Linked DNA regions of Homo sapiens: region 1 is linked to region 2. A link is a loop called in an ENCODE intact Hi-C map of the cell type or tissue named here. Cell type or tissue: mammary epithelial cell. All regions are shown on one strand.

What was found. Peaks named below come from ENCODE experiments on the same cell type or tissue, not always from the same donor. Only the 100,000 strongest peaks of a DNase experiment are listed, where the experiment ranks them.
Region 1: a loop joins it to region 2, with 16 times the contacts of the local background. A loop is called at or near these places in 3 of 110 quality-filtered maps.

What each region holds. Positions count from the first base shown.
Region 1 is chr17:74,172,385-74,180,384 of GRCh38, forward strand. No RefSeq gene overlaps it. Among named protein-coding and RNA genes, the nearest start is that of RPL38, 27 kb to the right of the region's middle. RefSeq lists an enhancer at 7,583-8,000. In mammary epithelial cell, a CTCF peak has its summit at 4,500 (motif pointing left); a DNase peak (open chromatin) is centred at 4,907; H3K27me3 peaks cover 126 bases.
Region 2 is chr17:73,365,529-73,373,528 of GRCh38, forward strand. SDK2 (sidekick cell adhesion molecule 2) reads right to left here. Exons shown (of 45, transcript NM_001144952.2): 37 at 2,879-3,065. Among named protein-coding and RNA genes, the nearest start is that of CDC42EP4, 58 kb to the left of the region's middle. In mammary epithelial cell, a CTCF peak has its summit at 4,541 (motif pointing left); a DNase peak (open chromatin) is centred at 5,953.

The DNA of each region.
Region 1 (8,000 bases), 810 kb after region 2:
AATCTACAGCCATGTTTTTCCCAGACCAGAATACACAGGCCAGGGAAACAAGGAGTGGAAGTGGAAGTGACTCCTCTTACTATTTTTAAAAAATACTTTCTGTAGAGAAGGAATCTCACTATGTTGCCCAGGCTGGTCTCAAACTCCTGGCCTCAAGCAATCCTCCCGTCTCGGCCTCTCAAAGTGCTGGGATTACAGGCCTAAGCCACCACACTCAGCCACCTCTCACTATCATACCTAACAACTCTCACAGAATGTTTGTTTCCTATCCCCTCTTTAACTTTGAACTCTGCTGGTTTGGAGGTTTTAGGAACCAAAGGAGGAATGTTTCCACCAGAGACCCAGTGATTGTTCCACTGAACTGGACATCAAGGCTAACACCTGGACATTTTATAGGCTCTTTATGCTGCTGAATAAACAGGCAGAGAAGAGAATCACTTTCCTAGTTAGCAAAGAGAAACTAGTTAGCTACTATATAAAGGAGACAAGGAACCCAGGAAGTTCTCTGGTGACCCGTGTAGTACTTCCTTGTCTAAGGGAAGACTAATGGATATGGAACAGGCAATGAGAGAAGGAAGTTAATATCAACACGACCTCATAAAAACAAGAACATAGAAAGCAGGAATATTTTCTTCCTTGCCTGTTGATATGTATACATGTTTGCACTGGCACATATTAACTAATGTCTCTTCTCTCTCCTTTGCCGTTTTTATTTTATGTAAAGATTATTAGCAGTGGTTAACTTCACAATTTCATCTTTAAGTTACAAAATATTCAGATGGGACCATGACTAGTTTTGAGGGGTGATCAACATCATCTAGAAACGAGTACCATGACTGTCACTCAGAGGAGGATATAAGAGCTCTTGGGATTTTATGTCTCCTCTCTTTGAGAACACTGTGAGTGTCTTTGTACAAAAGATAATTGCATGTTATAAGGTAAAGGTGTACGTTTGTTGTTATCATTAGATGGTGTTCAGTACATGTAGATGGATGCTGAGTAGCCAAAGGGGTGGAGGACTGTGTCAGCTGTCAAGCTATCATCTCTCAACTCCGAGCTCACCCTTCTATTTATTTATTTATTCATTCATTTATTTTTATTTTTATTTTTATTTTTTTTTTGTTTTGTTTTGAGATGGAGTCTTGCTCTGTCACCCAGGCTGGAGTGCAGTGGCGCAGTCTCAGACACTGCAACCTCTGCTTCCCAGGTTCAAGTGATTCTCCTGCCTCAGCCTCCAGAGTGCCTGGAACCACAGGTGCCTGCCACCACACCTGGCTAATTTTTGTATTTTTAGTAGAGGTGGGGTTTTGCCATGTTGGCCAGGCTAGTTTCAAACTCATGACCTCAGGTGATCTGCCTGCCTCAGCCTCCCAAAATGTTGGGATTACGGGCATGAGTCACCACGCCCAGCCCGAGCTCACTCTTCTAAACTCTACGTTTTGGTGCTAAGATTGGGGCTCTGCACATAACATCTCTCCTTCGTCAACTGGCTCCTTGTTGGGTTCTGCCTGTAGGAGGACTAGAGAGAAACCAAAGGCTGGAGGAGAGAAAAGAGGCATATGCTCTTTCTGCTGGCTTATTCTTCTTGTCCCTGTCTCTCCAGCAACAGATCTCCCCCCGAGCAGCAGCAGTGCATTCCAGTAGCCAGTTTTTACTGCACAATCTCATCATGCTCCTTCAGAGATAGCAGCACCAGTCAGCCAGGCTGCAGCGTCTGAGGTCTAAACCCAGCTCCATGGGGCCTCTTCTTCAAGCTTGTAGAGTCAGATAACCACGACATCTCCCTTTTGTTCTGCCCATCCTAGGGATGATGGCTTCTTTCTCTAGTTCCTCTAACCATGCTACTTCAATGTTCTCTTTGGGCTTTTTCAGTCCTCCAATACCTGTTTAGCCAATTCTCTATATTAAATTCTCTGTTAAGATAACTGGTGTGGTTTCTATTTTCCTGACTGAACTCTGACTAATACAAGCAGGCAACTGTAATTTTTTATTATAAGCCTCCTATACAATTGGAATTTGTTTAAATTCTGCATGTATACTACTTTTTGTTACTTTTTTCCAATTCTGCAATGTAATTGCAAGGAGAGTGCAGTTACAGAGTACTGCCAGACCATTTAGAAGAAGAAACTCCTCGGCCAGGCGTGGTGGCTCATACCTGTAATCCCAGCACTTTGGGAGGCCAAGGCGGGCAGATCATGAGGTCAGGAGATCGAGACCATCCTGGCTAACACAGTGAAACCCCATCTCTACTAAAAAAATACCAAAAAAAATCATCTGGGCGTGGTGGCGGGCACCTGTAGTCCCAGCTACTCGGGAGGCTGAAGCAGAAGAATGGCGTGAACACAGGAGGCGGAGCTTGCAGTGAGCCGAGATCACGCCACTGCACTCCAGCCTGAGCGATAGAGCGAGACTCTGTCTCAGAAAAAAAAAAAAAAGAAGAAGAAGAAGAAGAAGAGCCTCCTCTACACTGGGTTGGTCATGGAAGACTTCCTGGAGGAAGTGACATCTAAACAAAATTTGAAAAACTCATTGAAATTAACCAGGCAAAGAGTGTGAGATAGTAAGCCAGGCATAGGGAATAAATAGCAAGTACAAAGGGAAGGAGGTAATAAGGCCTCATTAAGTTCAAGGAAGAGTCCGGCTGGAGCATTGCCAGTGTCAAGACGGGAGGCTGGGGAGGAGAGAGGTGATTGGATCAGAAAGGACCTCTGCAACCTTAGAGAGGAGTTGGGACATTTTCCCAGGGACTGTGAAGATCTTAGAGAGTTTCAACAGGGAAGAGGCATGACTGTATGGCCGGCAGCAGACACCCAACATCCTTGTGCCCACCTTGAGCACGCTGGCCCTTGCTCTCGGCCAAGTCACATCATCTCCAGCACTTGCCCAAACTCCACATCTCCCCCGTCTTCCCAGGCAGGCGCCTCCTCAGAACACATCTGTACTGAGTTTCCCCCTCAGAAACCTTGTTAGGACACTAGTTAGTGTGATAAACTAATTCACGGTGAAGTGTTAGCAAATGAAAATGGTTTATCGCTCCTCGGGGTATTTTCATTTTAAGGAGACTCCGTTGACAAATATTTACTGAATGGTCTATTACATGCAAGAAACTATGTAAAACTCCTAGGGGGAGTCACGGCTTGACCTAAATAAATCAGTCTCTAATGATAGAATCCTAGGCTCACCGGGAAGCATTGCAGGCAGCACACAGCCTTTCTTATCTCTGCTTAAACCACATTAGCCTCTCTCTTGATCTGCCCTCCATCCCGACCCCCACTCCTCCCCTCCAATGGGGCTGAGCAGAGGCCGTGGCCCCCGATGTTTAACTGTGACTTCCCTGAGTGGTGTTGACATTGCTGGGACTGTATTGGGGGCTCAACAGTCAATCTTCGCCCCATGTTTTGGAATCCCCAGGTCTGCCCCATGGGAAGCCAGAAGGAACTGTACTGAGGGAGCTCCATCTCCCGTCCTTGGCCACGCTCTGCCCCCACCTCCACCCAGACACACTTACGGAGGGCCTCCTGCACACCTGGCCCTGTGCCAGGAATAAGGGCCAGGGAGCAGGGGGCAAGGATGGGGAACAGCACAGAAGTCCCACACCTGCACTTCATTTCAGCACGAGATGGATTCTCCCTTGAATAGTGGAGCCTCAGGCCGGGCACTGTGGCTCATGCCTGTAATCCCAGCACTTTGGGAGGCTGAGGTTGGTGGATCACCTGAGGTCAGGAGTTTGAGACCAGCCTGGCCAACATGGTGAAACCCTGTCTCTACTAAAAATACAAAAAAAAAAAAATTAGCTGGATATGGTGGCGGGCACCTGTAATCCCAGCTACTCGGGAGGCTGAAGCAGGAGAATCACTTGAACCTGGAGGCAGAGGTTGCAGTGAGCCAAGATCGTGTCATGGCACTCCAGCCTGGGCAATAAGCGATACTCTGTCTAAAAAAAAAAAAAAAAAAGTGGAGCCTCCTCACCTGGTTGATTCTCCTCCTCTCTTTCTGTGTGTGTGTCTCTCTCTCTGCCTTCTGAGATACCAAACTAAAACAGAAAGGAGGATGAGAGGCAGGAAGGAAGGATGAATGCCGGAATGGGATGAACAGTGCTTTTCCAGCTGCTGGTCCCCCAAGTCCTCTCTCTCACCCCCTCTCTCATTGTCAGGCTCCACTCCTCCCAAGCTGGATTCCCCAGAACCACCCTCATCCCCTCCGGCCCCTCCCCACTTACCTGTTTGCAACGCCCTTCTTGGACAGCACAGGTGAGACATCCCGAATAAAGACACTGAACAAGGAAGTGGAAGCCGGAACCCTGGCGCTTTCGTCAGATTCACTGCATAGTGTCTAGAGAAGCTTACCTGTGCCTTAGCTAAGTTCCCAGGACTCACTATTCCCATCTATAAGATGGGCACAGCCCAGGCCCTGTTATCCCCCTAGGACCATCTAGACCTTCCCTCTCCGCCAGCCCTTCCCAGGCTCCCCCTTCCATCCATTAAGAAACACTGGCATCTAGTGGTTGTGTGAGGGACCTGCAGCGCAGACCCGGCTTCCAAGAACAGGGCCCATAGATGGAGAAGCCTCTGACAGCCCTATCTAGAAACAAGGAGCCCCGTATTCCATACTGCCCTCTGCAGCATCCCTCCCTCTCCCTCTGAAGAACCCCCAAGACCCCCAAACAACATGGGAGTCAAGAACCAGTGTTGAAATGGCCATGTTGCCCATCCTTGCTGAAGACCACCCAGACACCTCCCTGGTGATGAGGAGGGGAGAGAACCTGTGGATGAAACACCCCATGGCCAATCCACAAAGTGAGTCATTAGGAGCTGAGCACAAGCCCAAATTCCAGACAAATAGGACAGCTTCCTACCACGGTGGCTGCCAATCTGCCAGCCACTCCATCATGTGACCCCCCCCCCCAGACACTTAGTCAGCACTCCCAGGTGCCCAGCATCATACCAGGCTGTTGACAGTGTGTGCCTGCATGTGTGTGTGCATGGATGAGCACAGGGAGAGATGTGTGCAGAGGAAAGAAGAGGCACACAGCATGAGTCACTGGCAGACATAAGCAAGTGAACCATAAAATAATCTAAATTCATTTATTCAACACATACTTCCCAACACCTGCTGTGCACCAGAGAGAGCTGCTCCCAAGCCACCAAGGGCTCACCCCAACCCTACCACCTGACAGCTACCTGAAAATAGTCTACCCCGCACTCCTACCCTCCAGTTAACCTACTTTGCATACGTTAAAGACTGTTTTACCATTGGCTTGCATCTCTGCATCCCCTGTAGCTAGGTCTACCCCGCACTCCTACCCTCCAGTTAACCTACTTTGCATACGTTAAAGACTGTTTTACCATTGGCTTGCATCTCTGCATCCCCTGTAGCTAGCACACAGAAGGGGCCTAATATGTGCTTATTGAAGTCATTAATCCAGTCCAGCGCCTGCCAAAGCGGGAATCCCTTCTGATAACGTCACCGATGGCTGCTCTCCCAGCCCCCTCAAGGGCCACCGGTTATTCCGTATGCTGTTGTGTCCGTCAGGTTTCTGTGGCAAGGGACAGAACAGCAACTCGGATTCACTGGAGTAGAGAAGGGAGCTGCACAGGCAGAGAGAGCAGAGTTGGGTGCTGGCAGGTGCGGATTGAGGGTAAGAAAGAGAACGGAGTCAGGTGCTGGCAGGCCTGGATGACCACATCTGGTTTTCCCATCCTTTTATTCTGTTTTCCTTAGCCCCCTGCCATGCCCATATCCCCATCTCCAGACTCTGCTTCTGTTTGTTGCTGGTCCTAGCCTGCCCTTCTGCATACCAGCTGCCTTCATGCAGCAGGAGGAAGGGAGATGGCCACAGGCTCTTCCAGGCTTGCACGATCCTAGCACAGGATCCCAGAGGCTCCCTCTCCCTCTCCTGTTGAACATATCTTTTTTTTTTTTTTTTGAGACAGCGTTTTGATCCTGTTGCTCAGGCTAGAGTGCAATGGTGCAATCTCAGCTCACTGCATCCTCCACCTCCTGGGTGCAAGTGATTCTCCTGCCTCAGCCTCCCAAGTACCCAGGTAGCTGGGATTACAGGCACCTGCCACCACGCCAGGCTAATTTTATGCTTTTTTAGTGGAGATGGGGGTTTGCTATGTTGGCCAGGCTGGTCTTGAACTCCCGACCTCAGAAGATCCACCCGCCTTGGCCTCCCAAAGTACTGGGATTACAGGCGTGAGCCACTGTGCCCGGACATATCTTGAGGAATATCTAAATCTCAGGAATGACTCTGTCTGGACCAGTTCCGATCCCTGAGTCCCCACTGCCCAACCTCCTGTCCATTCTTAAGGCCTGAGAGACAGGTACAATGTCCCAGGGCACACATGTCTGCCCCTGTGGTCAAGGGGAGGGGAAAGGACACTGTTACTACCTGCCCATCAGAATTGTGTGCAATGGGAAGTAGGACAGAAGAATCTTCCAAATGAGGGAGGGTATCTTACCAGGAAGAGGGAAGGAGACATGCCGAGAAAGTGCAGTGTTTCAACAGTGTCCCCCAAAACATTCACTTCCATCTGATCCTCAGGATGTGACCTAATTTGGAAATAGGGTCTTTGCAGATGTAGTTAGGGTGAGGATCAAGCAGAGATTATCCTCTTGATAATCTCTTTGAAGGGTGTTTTGGGGGGCCAGCCGTGGTGGCTGACGCCTGTAATACCAACACTTTGAGAGGCTGAGGTGGGCAGATACCTGAGGCCAGGAGTTCAAGACCAGCCAGGCCAACATGGCCAAACCCCATCTCTACTAAAAATACAAAAATTAGCCAGGCGTGGTGGCACACGTGGTGGCTGTAATACCAGCTATTTGGGAGGCTGAAGCAAGAGAATCGCTTGAACCTGGAAGGCAGAGGTGGCAGTGAGCCGAGATCGCGCCACCGCACTCCAGCCTGAGCAACAGAGACTCTGTCTCAAAAAAAAAAAAAAAAGAAGAGATTATCCTGGATTAGGGTGGGTCCTAAATCCAGAGAGCATGTCCTTTTAAGAGACAAAAAAGGAAACACACAGACACAGGAAGGAGACCACGTGAGGATGGAGGCAGAGACTCGAGTGATGTGGCCACAAGCCGAGGGACACCAGGAGCCCCGCCAGCAACTGGGATAGGCAAGAAGGGACCCTCCCCTAGAGCCTCAGAGGGAGCACAGCCCTTCCGACACCTGGATTTCAGACTTCTGTGCTGAAGAACTGGGAGAGTATCAATTTCTGCTGTTTTAGGCCAACAAATGTGTGATCATTTGTGATGGCAGCTCTTAGAAAAGAACCCAGGAGGCCAAGACCAAAAGTCGTCCACTGTGCCATTTTCTGGGGTGGCAGATGTTTTAGGGGGCTGGAAAGCACCTGGTGGAGGTGTCAGCTCACTTCCCAGAGCCACGCCCACCAGCCGCCACTCTGCTGCAGAGACTCGGCTCAGGACCACTCCTCCCTGAACTGTCTGTCTAGAGCCTGCACACATGTGTGACATGGCAGACCCTAAAGTGTCCAGAGATTTTAGGACCTCCCCACCACCACCACCATCAACCACTTATGAGTAAACTGAGGCCCAGAGAAGCTAAACAGCCTGTCCCCTTCAGATAGTTAGAAGAATTTCTGAATACAAGGAAGAATTCTTCAGTAAAATTGATACATGACCTCTTTCTTTCTTCTTTGTTAAAAAATCTGATTAATTAGTAAAAGCTGGAGTGTTTGATAGTCACTGCTGAGAACACTGGAATCGTCAGGAAGCTAAATGCTTCTGAGCAACGGGCAAAGCGCTGGAGATCAAGCGGGCATTTTTTTGGCCTAAGATTTTGACAGGGTCAAGAGGACGTTCAACCCCTCACTGAGCCTTCGCGCTCCTTGTCTAATTTAATTGTTTGGAAGTCAGAAAGTGCAGTAGCTTTCTAGTTTCTTCTTTTCCAGGCTGAGATTTCATTCCTTGAAACATTCTTCTTTCCTTGATACAGTTTGCAAGGCCTCCACCTTGCTGGCAAGCAATCTGTGCAC
Region 2 (8,000 bases):
GGCGGGCAGGAGGGGTCACTGGAGGCCATCAGGCCCCCTTCCTCTCCTCTCTCAACTTTCCAGTATCAGAGTCCTAAGAACTGGGAAGAAAGAGAACTCGATTTTTCCCTCAAGTTGCAGAATTCAGGCTTCTCCCTGCTAAGTGGCTCTGAGCCCGGGCTATGAGTGTGGGACAAGCTGTCACACCCCCGGGGTCATCGTGGGGCAAGGCCATTTCCTGGCTTTGCGGGGTTCGTCTTTTGGCTTTCGTGGAGAAGGTGGGGGTGTCTGGGCCTCAGAATATTCGGTAGGCGCTAAACAAAGAAGACACCAGAACCACAGCAGACGGAGATGGCCTTCCTCTCCTCCTGGGGCTCCAGGGCTTGTCACAGAGGCCCCACGCAGTCAGGGGGAGCCACGCCAAGGACAGTCAGACCCTCTGGGAGAAATGTTTTCTCGGACCAAGAACCCTGTGGCAACCCCAAAATCATGGGGGTGGGGGCTCCCCTGATGGGGAGGACAGAGGAAGGGCAGGAAGCGTCCCAATCTGCGGCATCCCCAGCTGGCCCAGGGAGGATGACCAGGCTATTATTGTCCGGCGCTGCCTCCCCACCACGCTGGAGCTAATCCGGACCTGCTTCCGGCTCCAGCCCCAGGAGGCAGAGTCAGCGAGTGTCTTTGAAGGAGGGAGGTGAGCTCAGGGGGCCCTTCCTGCCTCCCCTGTGCTACAGGGACGTGGGACAGAACATGTTGTCCTGCTGCCGCAGTGACGGAAGCCTCGGGTTCCCTGGGGTTCGCATCTGGCAGATGGCACTGACAAAAGAGTGGCCGGGACAGGAGGCGGACGGACAGACTTGTATATTCAGCAGCTCACGCTCATTCTGGCCACCGTCAGACCCTGGGGGTAGTGGAGGGAAAGGGTTCCCTGGAGCCAGGGCTTGTCCCCAGAGAGGGTCATAATGAGGAACTGATGCCACAGGTGTGCCCTCTGCAGCTCTTTAAAAGCCACATGTCACTGACAGCATAGGAAGCAGCAGGTTGAACAAGATGCTCAAGGGAGGCCGGGGCAAAAGGCCAGTATTCCAGTCCACGAGGACAGAACACTTGGTTCTCTCAGAAATCCTGGGTTCCAGCCTCTGCTGCCCCAGTGACCAGCTGGGCAACCCTGGACAAGTAGTATAACTTCCTGGGTGACCCCGGCTCATCGTGAGATGAGGGTGCTGCCTGCCCTGCCTGTCCACGGGGCTTCTGGGAGGGTTAAGTGTGACAGTGCCTGACTACCAGGCTCGCTCTGCACACAGGCAGCAGGATTCTCACCAGCGCCCTCTCCTCTGCACCCGCCACCCTTCAGCCTCCCGATCTCCCCTCCCTGCCTCTACTCTCTCCCCTCCACCAGGCCATCTTCTGCACAGCAGCCGGAGCACTTTTCTCTAAATGTAAACCAGACCCTGTTGCTCAACTGCTCAAGCCCTCCCATGGCTTCCCAGCATACTTTTTAAATTTTTTTATTTTTTAAGACAGATTATTGCTCTGTCACCCAGGCTGGAGTGCAGTGGTACAATCTCAGCTCACTGCAACCTCCACCTCCCAGGTTCAAGCGATTCTCCTGCCTCAGCCTCCTGAGTAGCTGGGATTGGAGAAGGGTGCACCACCATGCCCAGCTAATTTTTGTAGTTTTTTAAGTACAGATAGGGTTTCATCATGTTGGCCAGGCTGGTCTTGAACTCCTGACCTCAAATGATCCACCCACCTCGGCCTCCCAAAGTGCTGGGATTACAGGTGTGAGATACCATGTGTGGTCCATTGTACTTATAATTAATCCCAATCCCAATCCCCCAGCCTGAGCTCTCGCCCCATTTTCCTGCAAGCCACCTGGCTTTCTCTGCGTTCCCGGGTTCCTCTCCAGCCCCTAGGCCTTAGCACCTGCGGTTCCCTCTGCCTGGAGCCCCCAGCACCCTCTGCCACCTCCTGAGAGCATCTCATGGCTGGCCTCTTGTCTTTTTTTTTTTTGGGACAGAGTCTTACTCTGTCACCCAGGCTAGAGTGCAGCAGTAGCACAATCTCGGCTCACTGCAACCTCCACCTCCCGGGTTCAAGTGATTCTCCTGCCTCAGCCTCCCAAGTAGCTGGGATTACAGGCACGTACCACCATGCCTGGATAATTTTTTATATTTTTAGTAGAGACAGGGTGTCACCATGTTGGCCAGGCTGGTCTTAAACTCCTGACCTCAGGTGATCCACCTGCCTTGGCTTCCCAAAGTGCTGGGATTACAGGCGTGAGCCACCATGCCTGGCCCCTGCCGGCCTCTTCTCATTCAAATCTCACCTCCTCAGGGAGGGCTTTGTGGGTGAGCCTATCCAGAGCCATCCACCCACTCCTGCCTCACTCTTAGGTCACCTGTGCTGACCCCCGTCTGCATTTACTTCATCAACTTGCTTATGATCTGTCCCCCGCACTAGGGTGGGGACCTTGCTGGTCTCACTGTTGTGTCCCTAGCATCTAGCATGGCACGGGCTCATAAGACACTCAGTATTTGTGGAATGAACAAAGCCAGAGAGACAGAGGGAAGGCAGGTGGGAAGAAGGCAGGGAGCAGAAGTAGGCTGGCTGGGAGGGGCTGGGGGTGCTGACTGTCCGTCTGCAAGGCGGGGCAAACGGTGGGGAGGACAGGGATGAGGTGTGGGGGTTTCTCAAGGCTTTATGGGGACAGCTTCTCTTTTCTGAGAATGGGCTCTCCCACTTGGGAGGGTGTCTCTGGGGACCTGGGTACCACGACCAGATCCTCAGGCGGATAAGGCAGCTGCCCCCATGCCTGCCAAGAGCCCGGATGCCAGGTAGGTCCTCTTGCAACCCCCCGTGGCCGACCTACCCCTCCCCTCCTCAGGGCCCCCTCTCCCACCTGCTTGCTGGGTCTGGCCTTGGGTGGGGGTGCTCCGAGGCCCATCCCCAGCGGCGTTGAAGGCGGCCACGCTGACCATGTAGGCCGTGTAGCCAGTCAAGTTCTTGAGCTTCACGCTGTTCTCAGCCAGGAAAAGCGTCTTCACTCGCTCTGTGAGGTTCCCCCGCTGGGCTTCCCAGAAATAAATCTGTGGGAACAGAAGGATGTGGGAGTGAGGGGGACAGGGGCAATGAGAGTCCCTCCTGTCCCTGCTGACCTGTAGTCTCAGAGACACCTTCATTGCTGTGAGTCACCTGGGAAACAGCGGAGAAGTCTTTAAGAGGCCGGGTGCGGTGGCTCACACCTGTAATCCCAGCACTTTGGGAGGCAGAGGTGGGTGGATCACTTGAGGCCAGGAGTTCAAGACTAGCCTGGCCAACATGGTGAATCCCCGTTTCTACTGGAAATACAAAAAAATCAGCCGGGCATGGTGGCAAGTGCCTGTAGTCCCAGCTACTCTGGAGGCTGAGGCAGGAAAATCACTTGAACCTGGGAGGTGGAGGTTGCAGTGAGCTGAGATCACGCCACTGTACTCCAGCCTGGGTGACAGAGCAAGACTCCATCTCAAAAAAAAAAAAAAAGAATTTAAGAACTGTTTTAGAAACCTTTCTGGAACCTTCCTTTTCACAGCCAAGACCCTGGTCTCTGCCAGACAGTAAACTCCAGGGCATGGCCCCCAAGTGTCTGTGTTTCCCGCCATGCCTGGAGGATTTACCATAGCGCTGGCACATCAGCACTTAGTACAGTTCCTGGAGGAATAAAGCAAATCCGTCCTACGGGAGGCTGAGCTGGGGAGATAAGGCAGTGTGGAGTCTATCCAGACAGAGTGTGGTGCAAGTGCTGGTGGCCTCATGTCACCTGGGAGCTGGTGAGGGATGCAGAGTCTCAGGGCCACCCCGGGCCCGCTGCACCAGCAGCTGCTGGTTAACAGGAACAAGGCCCGCTGCAGAGGAAGGCCTCGGCCAAGACGGCGGGCAGCGGGAGGCTGAATCCCAGCTGCACCGCATACAGCAGCGGGACCTGGCCAGCTGACTTCCCAGAGCTGCAGTTTTGTCGTACATTCAGTGAGGTTAAGGACACGTACTTCCTGGGGTCCGTGTGAGGGGTGCAGGTTCTAAGGGTTTCACCCAGGTACTTGGCCAGTTTCCTAAGGAACCCCGTGGCTGCAGAAGGCTTTAGGCCAGGAACACAACAGATGCTCCCTGGTGTTTTCTCTTCCTTTCTGTTTTTTGAGATGGAGTCTCGCACTGTCACACAGGCTGGAGTGCTGTGGTGCGATCTTGCTCCGCCTCACGGGTTCACGCCATTCTCCTGCCTCAGCCTCCCGAGTAGCTGGGACACAGGCACCCGCCACCACGCCCGGCTAATTTTTGGATTTTTAGTAGAGACGGGATTTCACCGTGTTAGCCAGGATGGTCTAGATCTCCTGACCTTGTGATCCGCCCGCCTCGGCCTCCCAAAGTGCTGGGGTTACAGGCGCGAACCACCAAGCCCAGCCATTGTTTTCAATCATTTCCTCTGTAGCACAGGTTAACACTTCTGCTAGTTCCAGGACTGAGGCCATCCAGATAGCGGCCAGCTGGGCCCAGCCACGTGCAAAATTGGAGGTCATTTGGCGCCCCCTGCTGGCCAATGAGGTTTCTGCATGTCACCGGCTTTTCAATTTCTCATTTCCCTGGAGGAAGCCCATAAAGTGAGAAAGAGCTAATAAAAGTGTCCCCACTGGCATGTATGGGTGGCAGTTAGGACATCTTGTTACCATGAAATCCTTGCTTTTCTCCAATCCCTCTCCCCCTTTATTATTATTTTTTTATTTGAGACAGGCCTCACTCTGTTGCCCAGGCTGGAGTGCAGTGGCACGATCACAGCTCACTGCAGCCTCAACCACCTGGGCTCAAGCCATCCTCCCACCTCAGCCTCCTGAGTGGCCAGGACTACAGGTGTGCACCACCACACCCAGCTAAGTTTTTAATTTTTTGTAGAGACGGGGTCTTGCCATGTTTCCCAGGCTGGTCTTGAACTCCTGGGCTCAAGCGATCCAACCACCTTGGCTTCCCAAAGTGCTGAGATTACAGGTGTGAGCCACTGTGCCCGGCCCTCTCTCCCATTTTATTTTATTTTATTTTATTTCAAGACAGGGTCTCATTTTGTCACGCAGACTGGGGTGCAGTGGCATGATCTTGGCTCACTGTAACCTTGACCTCCAGGTTCAAGCAATCCTCCCGCCTCAGCCCCCCAGGTAGCTCTGACTACATGAGTGCTACCACACCTGGCTATTTCTTTCGTAGAGATGGGGATTTCTTTTGTAGTGATTTCTTTTTTAGAAAGGGGGAGAGGGCCGGGTGCAGCGGCTCACACCTGTAATCCTAGCACTTGGGAAGCTGAGAGAGGGGAATCGCCTGTGCCCATGAGTTCAAGACCAGCCTGGGCAACATGGCAAGACCCCTGTCTCTACTAAAAACACAAAAATTAGCCAGGAGTGGTGGTGTGCACCTGCAGTTCCAGCTACTTGGGAGGCTGAGGCAGGAGGATGGCTGGAACCCGGGAGGTGAAGGTTGCAGTGAGCTGAGATCACACCACTGCACTCCAGCCTGGGCAACAGAACAAGACTCCATCTCTAAAATAACATAAAAATAACGAAAAGCAGATTCTTCTCATATGGATAGATGAATGAAAGCAGAGGCAGTCATGTATGAAATCATTCATTCACTCATGCATTCATACTAATGGGGGTACAACAGTTAACAAAGTTCCTGTTGGATTTGGAAAGGTCATGGCTGATGCTAAAAGTTTGCCATTATTAGCACACAGGTGGTCTTCCGTGAGTGCACACTGGGAGAATGAATGGATTCTCTTAGGTAGAGAAGAGGGCTGTGGATTGATCCCTGGGGGCCTCCAGCATTCAGTGGTTGGTGGGGAGGAAGAGCTAGCGAGGGAAGCTGAGGAAAGCAAGCATTTTGAGAGGAAGGAGAGATCCATGTGTCAAACACAGCTGCTGAGTCAGGCAGGATAAGCCTGTGGTTTGACTCGATATGAGCAACATGGGAATTATTAACAACTTTGGCAGGAAGAGCTTCGGTGGGGTGGCGGGGATGAGAACCTATTTGGAGCGAGTTCAAGGGAGAAAGAGAGCAGAGGAATCGGAGGGAGTGAGTACAGAAGATTCTTTTGAGGAATTCTGCTGTAAAGGGGCCAAAGAAATGGGTGACAACTGGAAGAAAATGTGAGGTCAGGCCAGGTGCGGTGGCTCACACCTGTAATCCCAGCACTTTGGAAGGCTGAGGCAGGTGGATCACCTGAGGTCAGGAGTTTGAGACCAGCCTGGCCAACATGGCGAAACTCTATCTCTACTAAAAATACAAAAATTAGCCGGGCATGGTGGCGGATGCCTGTAATCCCAGCTACTCAGGAGGCTGAGGCAGGAGAATCACTTGAACCCGAGAGGTGGAGGCTGCAGTGAGCTGAGATAGCACCACTGCACTCCAGCCTGGGCAACGGAGCGAGAGTCCGTTAAAAAAAAAAAAAAGTGAGGTCAGGAAAAGGCATAAAAAGAGGAAACATATCTCAGAATGCTTTTCTGCCCTGCCCGTGGGAGCTATCCACTGGGGAGGTGGAGGAGAGGAAGGGCCAATGGCTGCAGTCATGCTCTTGGGTGAGGAGTGGGTCGGGGCCTAGAACCCAGGGACAGCTGTCTTCACAAACCAGGCACTCCGGCAGGTGCATCTTGTTTGTGAGCGCTGCATTCTGCGGACCTTTGTTAGCTGATGATTCACAGTGAGAGGGACTGACACGCGTGCAAAGGACATAAAGGGACTGAGCCCAGATCCTGGTTCCCATGGGGCACACTGCTGAGCTGCATGGGGCACATTGATGGGTAACCAGGAGTCTGCCAGAATGCAGGCTCCAGCGGGCAGGCATCTCGGTCCATGTGGCCCCCTTGGGACCCAAACACCTAGAATCATGGCTGGCACATCCATGGTCCTCAATCAATATCTGCTGGATGAATAAATGCCTTATGTGGACAGGGGCAAGCATGGGAGTGCACCATTATAATCACGAACCTGCCATTTACTATGCCCAATTCTCTGCCCTTTCATTTCTTTTTTCAGCTTTATTGAGGTATAATTGACAATCTAAGATCTATATATAGCCGGGCATGGTGGTGGGTGCCTGTAATCCCAGCTACTCGGGAGGCTGAGACAGGACAATCCCTTGAACCTAGGAGGCAGAGGTTGCAGTGAGTGGAGATCACACCACTGCACTCCAGCCTGGGTGACAGAGTGAGACTCTGTCTCGAAAAAAACAAACAAACAAAAAAATCAAAAAACAAAAAAACCCCAAAAAACTGTATGTGTTTAAGGTATACAACATGGTGTTCTGATATACACATGCATTATGAAATGATTACCACAATCAAGCTAATTAACATGTTCATCATCTTTTTGTGGTGAGAACCTTCTGAGCAAATTTCAAGTGTACAATACGGTATCATTAACTATCATCACCATGTTGTACATTAGATCTAGATCGTATTCAGCCTGCTTCACCGAAACGCTGTATCCTGGGACCTTCTCCCTATTTCCCTCACTCCCTCAGCCTCTGGCAACCGCTGTTCTACTCTCTGTTCCTATGAGTTTGATTATTTTAGATTCCACATATACGCGAGGTCATGCAGTATTTGTCTTTCTGTGCTTGGTACATTTCATTTGGCATAATATCCTGCAGGTTCATCCGTGTTGTTGCAAACAGCAGGATTTCCTTCAAGGCTGGATGGTATTCCACTGTGTATAAACCACATTTTCTTCATTCATTCATCCATTCACAGACACTCAGGCTATTTCCACATCTTGGCTACTGTGAATGATGCTGAAATTAACATGGGCCTGCAGATAGCTCTTCAAGAGCCTCATTTCAATTCCTTTGGATAAATACCCAGTAGTGGGATTGCTGGATCATTGGAGTTCTATTTTTAATTTTCTGCGGAACTTCCATACCGTTATCCATAATGGCTGTACTGATATACGTTCCCACCAACAGCGTGCAAAGGTTCCCTTTTCCCCATACGCTTACCACCACTTATCTC